4 separate regions of the Homo sapiens genome follow, and all the other regions are linked to region 4. A link is a loop called in an ENCODE intact Hi-C map of the cell type or tissue named here. Cell type or tissue: heart right ventricle. All regions are shown on one strand. Region 1 has its middle 94 kb from the start of C1orf21-DT. Region 2 overlaps C1orf21 (chromosome 1 open reading frame 21). Region 3 overlaps C1orf21 (chromosome 1 open reading frame 21). Region 4 has its middle 140 kb from the start of C1orf21-DT.

Evidence for each region. Peaks named below come from ENCODE experiments on the same cell type or tissue, not always from the same donor. Only the 100,000 strongest peaks of a DNase experiment are listed, where the experiment ranks them.
Region 1: a loop joins it to region 4, with 3 times the contacts of the local background. A loop is called at or near these places in 5 of 110 quality-filtered maps.
Region 2: a loop joins it to region 4, with 9 times the contacts of the local background. A loop is called at or near these places in 2 of 110 quality-filtered maps.
Region 3: a loop joins it to region 4, with 10 times the contacts of the local background. A loop is called at or near these places in 35 of 110 quality-filtered maps.

What each region holds. Positions count from the first base shown.
Region 1 is chr1:184,291,144-184,293,643 of GRCh38, forward strand. No RefSeq gene overlaps it. Among named protein-coding and RNA genes, the nearest start is that of C1orf21-DT, 94 kb to the right of the region's middle. In heart right ventricle, no CTCF peak of the experiment used is centred here; no DNase peak of the experiment used is centred here; H3K27ac peaks cover 50 bases.
Region 2 is chr1:184,464,530-184,467,029 of GRCh38, forward strand. The region is part of intron 1 of C1orf21 (chromosome 1 open reading frame 21); the gene reads left to right. Among named protein-coding and RNA genes, the nearest start is that of C1orf21, 79 kb to the left of the region's middle. In heart right ventricle, a CTCF peak has its summit at 1,423 (motif pointing left); a DNase peak (open chromatin) is centred at 1,401; H3K27ac peaks cover 929 bases.
Region 3 is chr1:184,562,200-184,564,699 of GRCh38, forward strand. All of the region lies in intron 3 of C1orf21 (chromosome 1 open reading frame 21), which reads left to right. Among named protein-coding and RNA genes, the nearest start is that of C1orf21, 180 kb to the left of the region's middle. In heart right ventricle, a CTCF peak has its summit at 1,333; a DNase peak (open chromatin) is centred at 289; H3K27ac peaks cover 1,311 bases.
Region 4 is chr1:184,241,441-184,243,940 of GRCh38, forward strand. No RefSeq gene overlaps it. Among named protein-coding and RNA genes, the nearest start is that of C1orf21-DT, 140 kb to the right of the region's middle. In heart right ventricle, a CTCF peak has its summit at 1,177; no DNase peak of the experiment used is centred here; H3K27ac peaks cover 1,024 bases.

The sequences.
Region 1 (2,500 bases), 50 kb after region 4:
CAATTGCAGAGTAGATAAATAGTGAAACAGTGAAAATCTCTTTCAGAGTTTATGGCAAATTTCAGAGCTGGGTTCTTTGATTCCAGTTATACCTGGATTATTGTTGCTGTTTAGCATACCTTTGCAGTTCCCCTGTAGGTGCTGGGTGATGGATGGGGCAGGAACGCAATTTATCAAAGCATTATGCTGGCAAACAGATCGCAAGACACATAATGCCACTCATCAGTACCCACTTACAAACCTGTTTCTCACTCCTATTCATCTTGTTCAAGCTTCTGCCTCTACCTGAAAGGCTTCACTCACAACCACCCTCTTCATTCACTTCTGGCAATTTTAGGTTACCTCCTTCAGAAAGTCTTCCTTGGGACCTCGGAGTCCTGATGGTATCCACTGTTTCTCCCTGTGACCACACCTACCATTGAATTTGAACTTATTGAAGAAGAGAGCCTCACTATAGGGAAACGGAGGAGTGAAAGAAAGACCCAGGGTTCTAGCCTGGTGACTTCTGTAGCAAGGAAGATAGACTTTTCTGTTCACTAGGGGAGAGAGAGAAAACATTTTTTCTCAGAACATGTTTGGATGGTGGCTAGACAATTATATATTGAGTTTATATATTGATCAAAAATGTATTAAGTGTCTATAAACTGTTAAGTGCTGTGAATTCGGAAATGAGTAAGCTTACAGTGACTCCCTCTTCCTTTGGAATGCCTTGTGGTCATCCTCAACTCTCCAGGCCTTCCCTGACATCCTAGGGCTTCACCTCCTCACCTCCCCCTTGCAACACAGTGCTGGCCTCTCACTTCCCTCCCCTGTTTTTAGTCTCTTTTCTCCAACCAATTTTGCAATCAGTGTTCACACTAATCTTCATAAAGGGAAAGGCTTGCTCTCGCCTTGCGCTTGCTCAAGAATCTATAATGGCTCCCTGTTAGTTTTTTTTTTTTTTTCCTTAAAGGCCTTTTTGTTTTGTTTTGTGTTCTGTGTTTGTTTTTCTTAAAATGCCTTTCCTAAAATGCCTCATTGGCTGACTGCATCCAAACTATTTAACTTATATCTACCTACTACTTTCCTTCTCGCCCCATCTACCCAACACAGATTGTTCACTCCAGTTTAGCTGGCTATTTCCCTTCCTGTCCCATTAGCCTGCCCACATCCCTCCCACTTTCCTCATTGCGCATGCCAGCATGTGGCTTTGTACAGCTCCTCACTCAGCAGACAATGCCCTCCTCTCTATGCTATGCCAGACTTTCTGCCTGTCCTCAAGGCATATCCCAACCCCACCTCTTCCAGGACCTCTACCCCACCACTGCAACTCCCACTTGTCTCTTCTTTCCTCGGTTTTCTTCTGCACTATAAGCTGGTACCATGACTCCTTATGGTTCCCTAAAAATTGCATACTCCTGAGACAACATATACTATTTCTTTTGCATTCTTCACTTTGCCTATCACATTGTATCCAGCAAACGTGTTGATGCTCATCATCTGTTAAGAAAGAAAACCACTTTGGGAGGCCGAGGCAGGTGGATCACAAGGTCAGGAGATCGAGACCATCCTGGCTAACATAGCGAAACCCCGTCTCTACTAAAAAATACAAAAAATTAGCCGGGCATGGTGGCGGGTGCCTGTAGTCCCAGCTACTTGGGAGGCTGAGGTGGGAGAATGGCATGAACCTGGGAGGTGGAGCTTGCAGTGAGCAGAGATCGTGCCATTGCACTCCAGCCTGGGTGACAGAGCAAGACTCCGTCTTGAAAAAAAAAAAGAAAGAAAGAAAGAAAGAAAACATACCTTATTCACCTTAATAGATAGGGTTGTTATAAAAGGCCAGTTTGAAAGGGTATAAAACACTGAGAAACAAGCTCTGAATTCATGTAGGGAAAATAAAATTAGGCCATGTAAAGGAAGAATCATGTATATGATAACTTTGATATACTTAAGATCTTAAGATACTTGTTAGAGCAATTATTTTGATAATGCTATAAATAATAAGAACAGTAAACTATAGCCATTATTTCAATATGATTCAACACACTTAAGAGCATTTAATGAGAATGTACCATGTGGCAGCCTTGGGACTTGGTAGAGGACCTCAAAAGGGAATAAACTATAAGCAGAAAATAACTGTATCAGGTAGTTATATTCAGGTAGTTATATATGGGTAATATTATAATAGTGATAGCATTTTTAAAAATTTACTTTGGCTTATAGTATATGGAATGACTCATGAAATCCGGACCTTGATAGAGGATGCAGGATTTTTGAAAGGGAGAGGTAGGACCTTGTAGGGTACTGGGGGGTGAGAGGAAGGATAGAATAGAGTGATAGTGCTCAGTGGAACAAATTGCATAGAATTTGAAAGTATGGATTATTTCAGACAATAGTCAGTTATATGATATTTAGTTGGAACATGAGGTATTGGGAAAAGGGAAAGAGTATCAGAAAATATGGAGGGTTAGAAAGGTTCATTGGTGCCAGATTGTATAGGCCTGAAGGTTTGAACATTTTA
Region 2 (2,500 bases), 220 kb after region 4:
TGCCTGACAGGGCACCTGGCATAGCAAGAGAGACAAATACAGGAGATGGTTTCTGCCCTCAAAGCGCTTAGTATCTACTTTGAAAGAAATGTTTAAGAAATATGAAATAGTTGACTCTCATAGTAAGAGTTTAGGAAAGAGAGCAAATTGAAGGAAGACATGGAATGGTGTATAGACTTCCTCCTGGAAAAATATAGCTTAAGCAGAAATGGAGAAGTAGGACTATGAGCAGAATATTGAGGAAGAGGGGTGGTTTTCGAGACCCACCTGATGTGATGAAGAGGTTGCTTAGCTACCTTGGAGCAGTAGGAAGAGGCAACAGCGGGTCAACAGGGCTGGGTCCTGGGGGACCCCTAGTAAGTTATCTAAACTCTGCCTCAGTTCTCTCTCTTTCTCTCTCCGCCTCTCTCTCTCTCTTTTAAAGAGAGAAGGGATCTTGCCGTGTTGCCCAGGCTGATCAGGAACTCCTGGCCTCAAGTGACCCTCCTGCTTCAGCCTCCCAAAGTGTTGGGATTACAGGAGTGAGCCACCATGCCCAGCCAGTTTTCTAATTTGTAAAATTAGGAACCTTGACCTTAGTCATGTCTAGCTTGAAAATCCAGGTATATCTTAGACTTTACCCTAAAGGCATTAGTTAATCATGGAGGATTTGGGACCAGAGGAAGGACCCAACAGAATTTGTGCTTTAGGAATGCTAATTTGTCTTTCTCTTAGAAAATTAATGTGATAATTTATTAGAAGTAAAATTTTTTACTGAAATGTTTAATCATATTCTGACACACTGAAAAGCCAGTAGGGTCATCCTGATTTCCATTGGACATGACTATGTGAGTTTTTTTCTCTTTCAAAAAAGCAAAAAACAAATAAAAATCTGGGCATAGAAAAAGCCGATTAATAATAAGTAAGAGATTTTGGGGCTTGGTCCAGAAAATGATCTACAAATTTAGATTTTAATTTAGATTCTAAAAATTCTTTTAAATTTTCAGAGAGATCTTGGAATTGGAAAATGCATGTCTTTTGTTTTTATCGGCCTGTTCCTGGGGTGGTAATGGCAGTGATGTAATAGAGGTGATGGGATATCATCCCAGATTCAAGAAAAATAAGCAGTTTGCCAGCTGTACCTTTGTCGTATGCAGGAATGTAACCACCACAGCTGGGCCACCCAATGGAGGGCTCACAGAGACAGACAGCTGGGGCAAAGGGCTCCTTAGAATAGAATGTGATCAGATCCTCAATTTACCCTAATACTGTTATACTGTTTTCTGATAAAAGAGTGTGTCATCAAGTCACACCTTTAGTGCTCTATTCAGATAAAAACTTCAAATTTTAATGTCTCAGACTGGAAGTAGATGTGATGTGCTGAAGAGTGTTAACACCACGAGGCGCTGGCTGATGCATCTTGACGCTGCACTGCCGTCTCCTGGTGGTCAGCCTCAGGCATGTTCTTCCTGCCTGTGTTGTCTAGTTCTGAGCTTGTCACTATGGTCTCTTTCTCTAAGTACTTTTTGCTGTAGGAAAGAACACCATGTTCACTAATAGCGCTACTTCAAATGGAGAACATTGGCTGATTTAAAATAATTATTTTGGAATAGGCTACAATTTCTGGTAAAGGTCATTTGTGAGGTCCTAATAGCTCATATCGTGTAACCGTATGTGTTCTTTAATAGTGTTTCAGCTGAAGAAGGGCATCAAGGTTAAGGAAGAGCATCTTGCCCTCACTTTTATGTTTTGTTATCTCAAACCCCATGAAACATCCCAGAAATGGTGGTAGGTACGGTCTAAAGACTCTTCAGTCCGGAGTAATGAGCAAACTCGTCAAGGGCAGTAGAATACTGGTACATGAGAAGGGAGAGGCCATCACTCAACTGACTTTGCATTGCCCTCCTGGGTCTCTTCTCTCAGTTGCCTGCTTTTTGTTTTCCTTTAGTGGATGATTGCACAGAATGTGTTTTTGGCCAAGTGCTACAAAATCAATGAAGTTCCCAAAAGTCTTGTGCATTTCTTGAGAGCAATATGAGAACTGAGGTGCCTTTTTCTTAAATGTGGTAGGTTAAAGGGGCATTGATTTGTGCTACCTGAAAATAATATTTATAATTTCAATTTGTTTTGCCTTCTAAGGACATCACCCTTAAATAGTTCTTTGTTATGGTAAACTAATCGAAGATTTAAGTTTAAGCAAAAACTTATACATGCAAACAAAAACCTTGATTTTTTTTTTCAGATGGGCAAGATTAGAGGTACTAGTAAATATCCCTGGATTCTATTGGAAAGTGAGGAAATGGACATTACAGTCTAGTTGTCTTACTTATTTTGGAATCTCTGGTCCCTAGTGGAATGTTGAGGACTAAGCAGGTTTCCCAAAAATGATTGTTGAAATAAATAAATAGCACAATTTTGGGGGGCAGATTAGGGCCAGTCATACAAGTGCTAACAGCTTTCAGAATTCCATTATACTGGTATGAAACTACATATTACTCCTTTTCTGTCTTTTTAGGGAGTA
Region 3 (2,500 bases), 320 kb after region 4:
CAGCTGTCAGATCTTCTAATCATAAGCAACAATTTTCCTGGACTTGAGAATGGAAAGAAAAAAATTATATTTGACTTAGTAATTTTCAAAGAGTAAATTATAACAAATGGTGTTAGGTTGTTCACTCCACCTTTTAAACAGCAGTTATATAGCAATATCTCTCCCCGTACCACAGGAATGTTCCCATAAACTTGGATAAACTACATAGGAAGTAGCTCACATTTTCATCTGCACAGTTTATCAGTCAACAAGTGTTCACTGAGTTCCTTTTGCCTGGCACAGCCCTAGCAGCTGCATGAAATATCTGAGCAGCGTGTAAAGACATTGCCTCCTACTTCAAGTCATTCACCCCATACGGGAGAAGCAATGTATGAAGCATCGAGGGAATAATTAAGGCAACATAGTGATATCTTGGTAAATTGTCATTTGTCTACACAGCGCCTTTCAGCACACACGAATGATTCTTCTTCATTTTCTTTTAAGAAGCAAGTATTAAAAGTGCTGCAAACTTGTAACTGCTGGACTTGATCATCTTTATTCATTCAAAAAATTTAAGCATTTACTACTAAAATTATTTTGTGTAGATGTAGGCACTGTTCTACAACAAGTAATTTTGTAGACCACTAATGAAAGTTCAGAGAAGGATATATATTTGCACGTGTGCTTAATTCCTAATTATATAGACTTTGGGGTAGTTCTGCCTATTGTGTGACCTTTTATGTTTACATCACATTTTCTATTTTTGACTGAGCCTACATGACCAAAGTTGTGTCAGTTCAGCATAAGTGGTGCTCTGCTTTCTAACCTTCCTAGTCCTGTGTATTTTCTGCATCATGATTTATTAACAAGTACTTAGGTCATTTAGCTGAATTGTGGAGCAAGAGAGTTAGAGCTAAGATTTCCTGATTGCCAAGGTTTTGGTTCTTTGCTTCCTCTATATTAGAGATTCTGTTAACTACTATGAGATGCACATCTTACCATCATCAATAATGCTCTAGAGACACTGCCTCTTTCTTTAGGTTTAACACCTATGTTGTGTTATCTTTTAATCAAGTTCTTAAATGTGATAGGAGAAAAAACAATGGGTGATAAATGCTTCTGCATGAATAAAAATTAACTGCACATGTAATGAATACAACTTATTTTAAAATGTCTTCTGCAGCAAAACATTGTGTTGGTTAAAAGTTACCAAGCTGAGGTTAAATGGGTTTTAATTAAAAATTACAAGCTCATCCTACCCCAAAGCACTACCACATGCAACTCTAAAAATACCAAATGGATAAAAACCTTAAAATTGTTCAACAGCTCCCCCTAGCATACATAATTTCAGGCCGTCAGACTAGAAAGCAAATTCTAGTTATCATTTTTTACATGTCTAGTTACATGGGCACCTTCTTGACATTATTCCTGAATTGAATGTCTGAAGGTAATTATAAGCAGAGAATAGTGTAATCTAGCAAAATGATTTCTTGTGAAAATATTTTCAAAATGATTTTACTTGAACTCTGGCTATCCTCTATCCATTGTCGCTGCTTTGGTTGGCTGGTTCGAGGAGATTTCTGTTTTCTTTTGGAACAAGCCATCTAGGAAAGAAAATACAAGGTTGGGGGAAGTTCTTAAAGAAGATTGTGGAAATCCACAAGGTGGACAGAGAATATTTAACTGTCTGGTGAATTTTAGGAACACAGTCTCAGGGGTTTGGGCTCTTGAGCAGTTTAACCACTCTGTGACCTAGTTTCCTCCTCTATAAAATCAAGAAATGCTAATAGTACTTATATCGTAAGGCTGTTGTGGTTACTATGCACAAAGTGAATTCTCAGAGGTGATCAACAGTCATTGTTAGCATTATTTCACCGTGGATGCTTGAATGAGGTCAGGATCTACAGCCTGCGCTCTGACATTGGAGATACCTGAATTCAAACCCTCTGAGAGACCTTAGGCAAATTGCTGAAACTTGGTTTCCTCATTTCTAACTAGAAGTAATAATAACAACTACTGCTTACTACTCTAGAGTTAGAATATATATGCAAAATACCTAGACTGGACTAGGTAGAAGAGATAGAACACAGCTGTTGGTCTTACAGAATAATAATAATAATTCTCCTTATTTACTTATTTATTTATTTTGAGACAAAGTCTTGCTCTGATGCCCAGGCTGGAGAGCAATGGCGTGATCTCAGCTCACTGCAACCTGCGCCTCCCAGGTTCAAGTGATCTCCTGCCTCAGCCTCCCAAGTAGTTGGGACTACAGGAATGCACCACCATGCCCGGCTGATTTTTGTATTTTTAGTAGAGACCAGGTTTCACCATGTTGGCCAGGCTGGTCTTGAACTCCTGACCTCAAGTGATCCAGCCTCAGCCTCCCAAAGTGCTGGGATTACAGGTGTGAGCCACCACACCTGGCCTAATAATAATAATTCTCTAAGGCTAAGAGAACAGGAGACAATAATACTATAACATTCTGTAAATTGGAAAGCTGAGAGAGTGAAGAGTTGCATTT
Region 4 (2,500 bases):
AAAAGGATAAGATCATGACTTAAGCTTTGTACACTGGGCTTGAACTTTCCAAGGGCTGAGAAGATTTTACCTTAAAAGGAGTTGAGTTGATACTGATCTCATCTTTAATAGGACTCGACAGTCCAGATGACATCAACTACTGCCTTCCTAAAAAGGTGTTGCTCATTAAGGAGATAGAAACCATTCAGCAATTCCAGGAAAGATCTCTGCAATCTTTAACACTTCCAGAAAATATAGTCATCATTTCCACATTATCATTCTTTCCCTCTGTCCGCTTGATAATGTTGAGGCCTGTGTTGGCAATAGGACAGATGACAACAAAGATTGACATGTGAATGGCTTTGTCCTGGGGCTTAATGTCTAATTCCTCAACATGATTTCTGATCTAAAATATCCTCCTAAGATGTCCAGAAAATTAAAAAAATATATTTTCTATTGTGCCTGAAGTGAATTCAAATCTCAGATAATGATGTTACTGCTATTCTTAAGTTCTCAGGAATGACTGCTGCCACATTTTAGTCAACTAAGGGCTACTGTCATAGTCAGAGCTACTTTTTCTTTCTTTCCTATCTCTTGCATTGAGGTAGCAAGTATAATTATAGAAGTCATAGAAAGCCAACACAATAGAATTGTTCTTGTTAAGTATTTTTAGAAGGCCTCCTTAACATTTTGTCTTCTTTTTGTTCATTGAACTTATCTTCCCTTACATAAAATATAGTTGTTTAAAAGGAAGAAATGAAGGAACAATTTGTGAATATGCAGGGAGTCCATAGATGTCCCAGAATCCACAGGGCACCATCTCTCCTGTCTTTTCCCTCTATCTCTCTGACTTCCTTTTGCACACATTCTCACCCACCCAACCTTTTAGCACTATCTCTGTAAAGTCTAGCTCAAAACCATAGCCTTTCTCCTTCCCCAGATACCCAAGCCCAGAGCAATCCTCTGAGCTCCTGCAACATCAGGACTATAACTCCATTAGCCTTTAATTGCCAATATTGAGTATGAAATATCATCTTTCTATGTGCATATCTGTCTCCCTAATAGATTATAAGTCTCTGGAGTGCAGAGATCCTCTCATTTGCCTCTTTACACACTTTGTGCATATAGTAACTGGCCTTTGATTAATTACTTCCATGATAAGCTTGACCCTTGTTCTCCCCGGCTAAGCCCTAGAGGTCACCAGATACTTACTTTGTGGCTAATCTCTGGCCTTCCTGCTGTTTACAACCAGGCTTCCTTCTAGCTCTAGAGGATCTTACACAGTACAGAGTCACTGAATAAGCTACTTTCTTTCTTAATCACCTCATTCATTTCATTTATTCTTCCTTGTATTTACTTTGTGGCTAATCTCTGGCCTTCCGGCTGCTTACATCCAGGCCTCCTTCTAGCTCTAGAGGATCTTACCATAGTACAGAGTCACTGAATAAGCTACTTCCTTTCTTAATCACCCTGTTCATCTCATTTATTTCTCCCCACAGATGAGCCACTCTTTCTAATTTGTATCATATTTATTAACTCTCTATCTTCCAGTAACACAACACACACATCTTGAGGCTACACAAAGTCTTGCTAAATGGGATACACTACTACTCTCAGAAGGAAATCAACCACCATAAAAGTTAATGTGCTCACCCCATAAAGAAAAATCTTCCTGACACACAATGGTAGCTTGAAAATTGGTGTATTCATTTTATGACCTCCTTTATTAGCCAGAATGATGCCTTGTTTGATTTCTAAAATTTGTTTAGGATCATTAGCAATGGGCTCCTGGGTGTCACTGACAACTTATACATTAGCCTTGCACACAAGTCCTAGAAATGAGACCAAGGAAACCGCAGTTTTTATTCCTTCTAGGGTATAATTTTTTCTTTCTCCAACCAGTACCTGAATATTTCTCAAATAATTTATATTTTCAGATTTTACAAACATCTCAGCAAGACTATATTAGTTTATTGACCCCATTTTGCAAAAGGGAAGGCAGTTACCAATAGTAGGAGGCTTTTTGGGGCCACGATGGTTTCTTAGATGAGTCAGTATCAGACGTGAGCTCTAATATGACCCTATCTAATTTCTTTTCTCTATTAGGTAGTTTCCTCTGTCCTAAAAAAAAAAAGTAGGAAGAGAAGTATACTAGCTTGCCCCTCTTGTGTGCCTCTGGCTGTCAGAAATAGAATTTGAAAGAGTAGATGAGAAAATGTGAGAAAACCCGTTTACTGATAACTGTTCCTATCTTCTCAGGTTTTTTATCTCTGGCCACAAAGAGTGATTGGGAGAAAACATACTCCAAATAAGTTTTTCTTTCAACTCCTCCTTAACTCTCAAGGCAGTAATTGCCACCCCCTGCCCTCCCTCCCCGGCATCACCACTCTGCTAATACAAACGTGATATTTTACCTTTGCTTCTAGCTTTGGTTCTTTTTAGCAATAATATGTCTTGAGTGGAATGAGATTTTTTCTTCCTTTTTTTTTTTTTTTTGAGACGGAGTCTCACTCTGTCACCC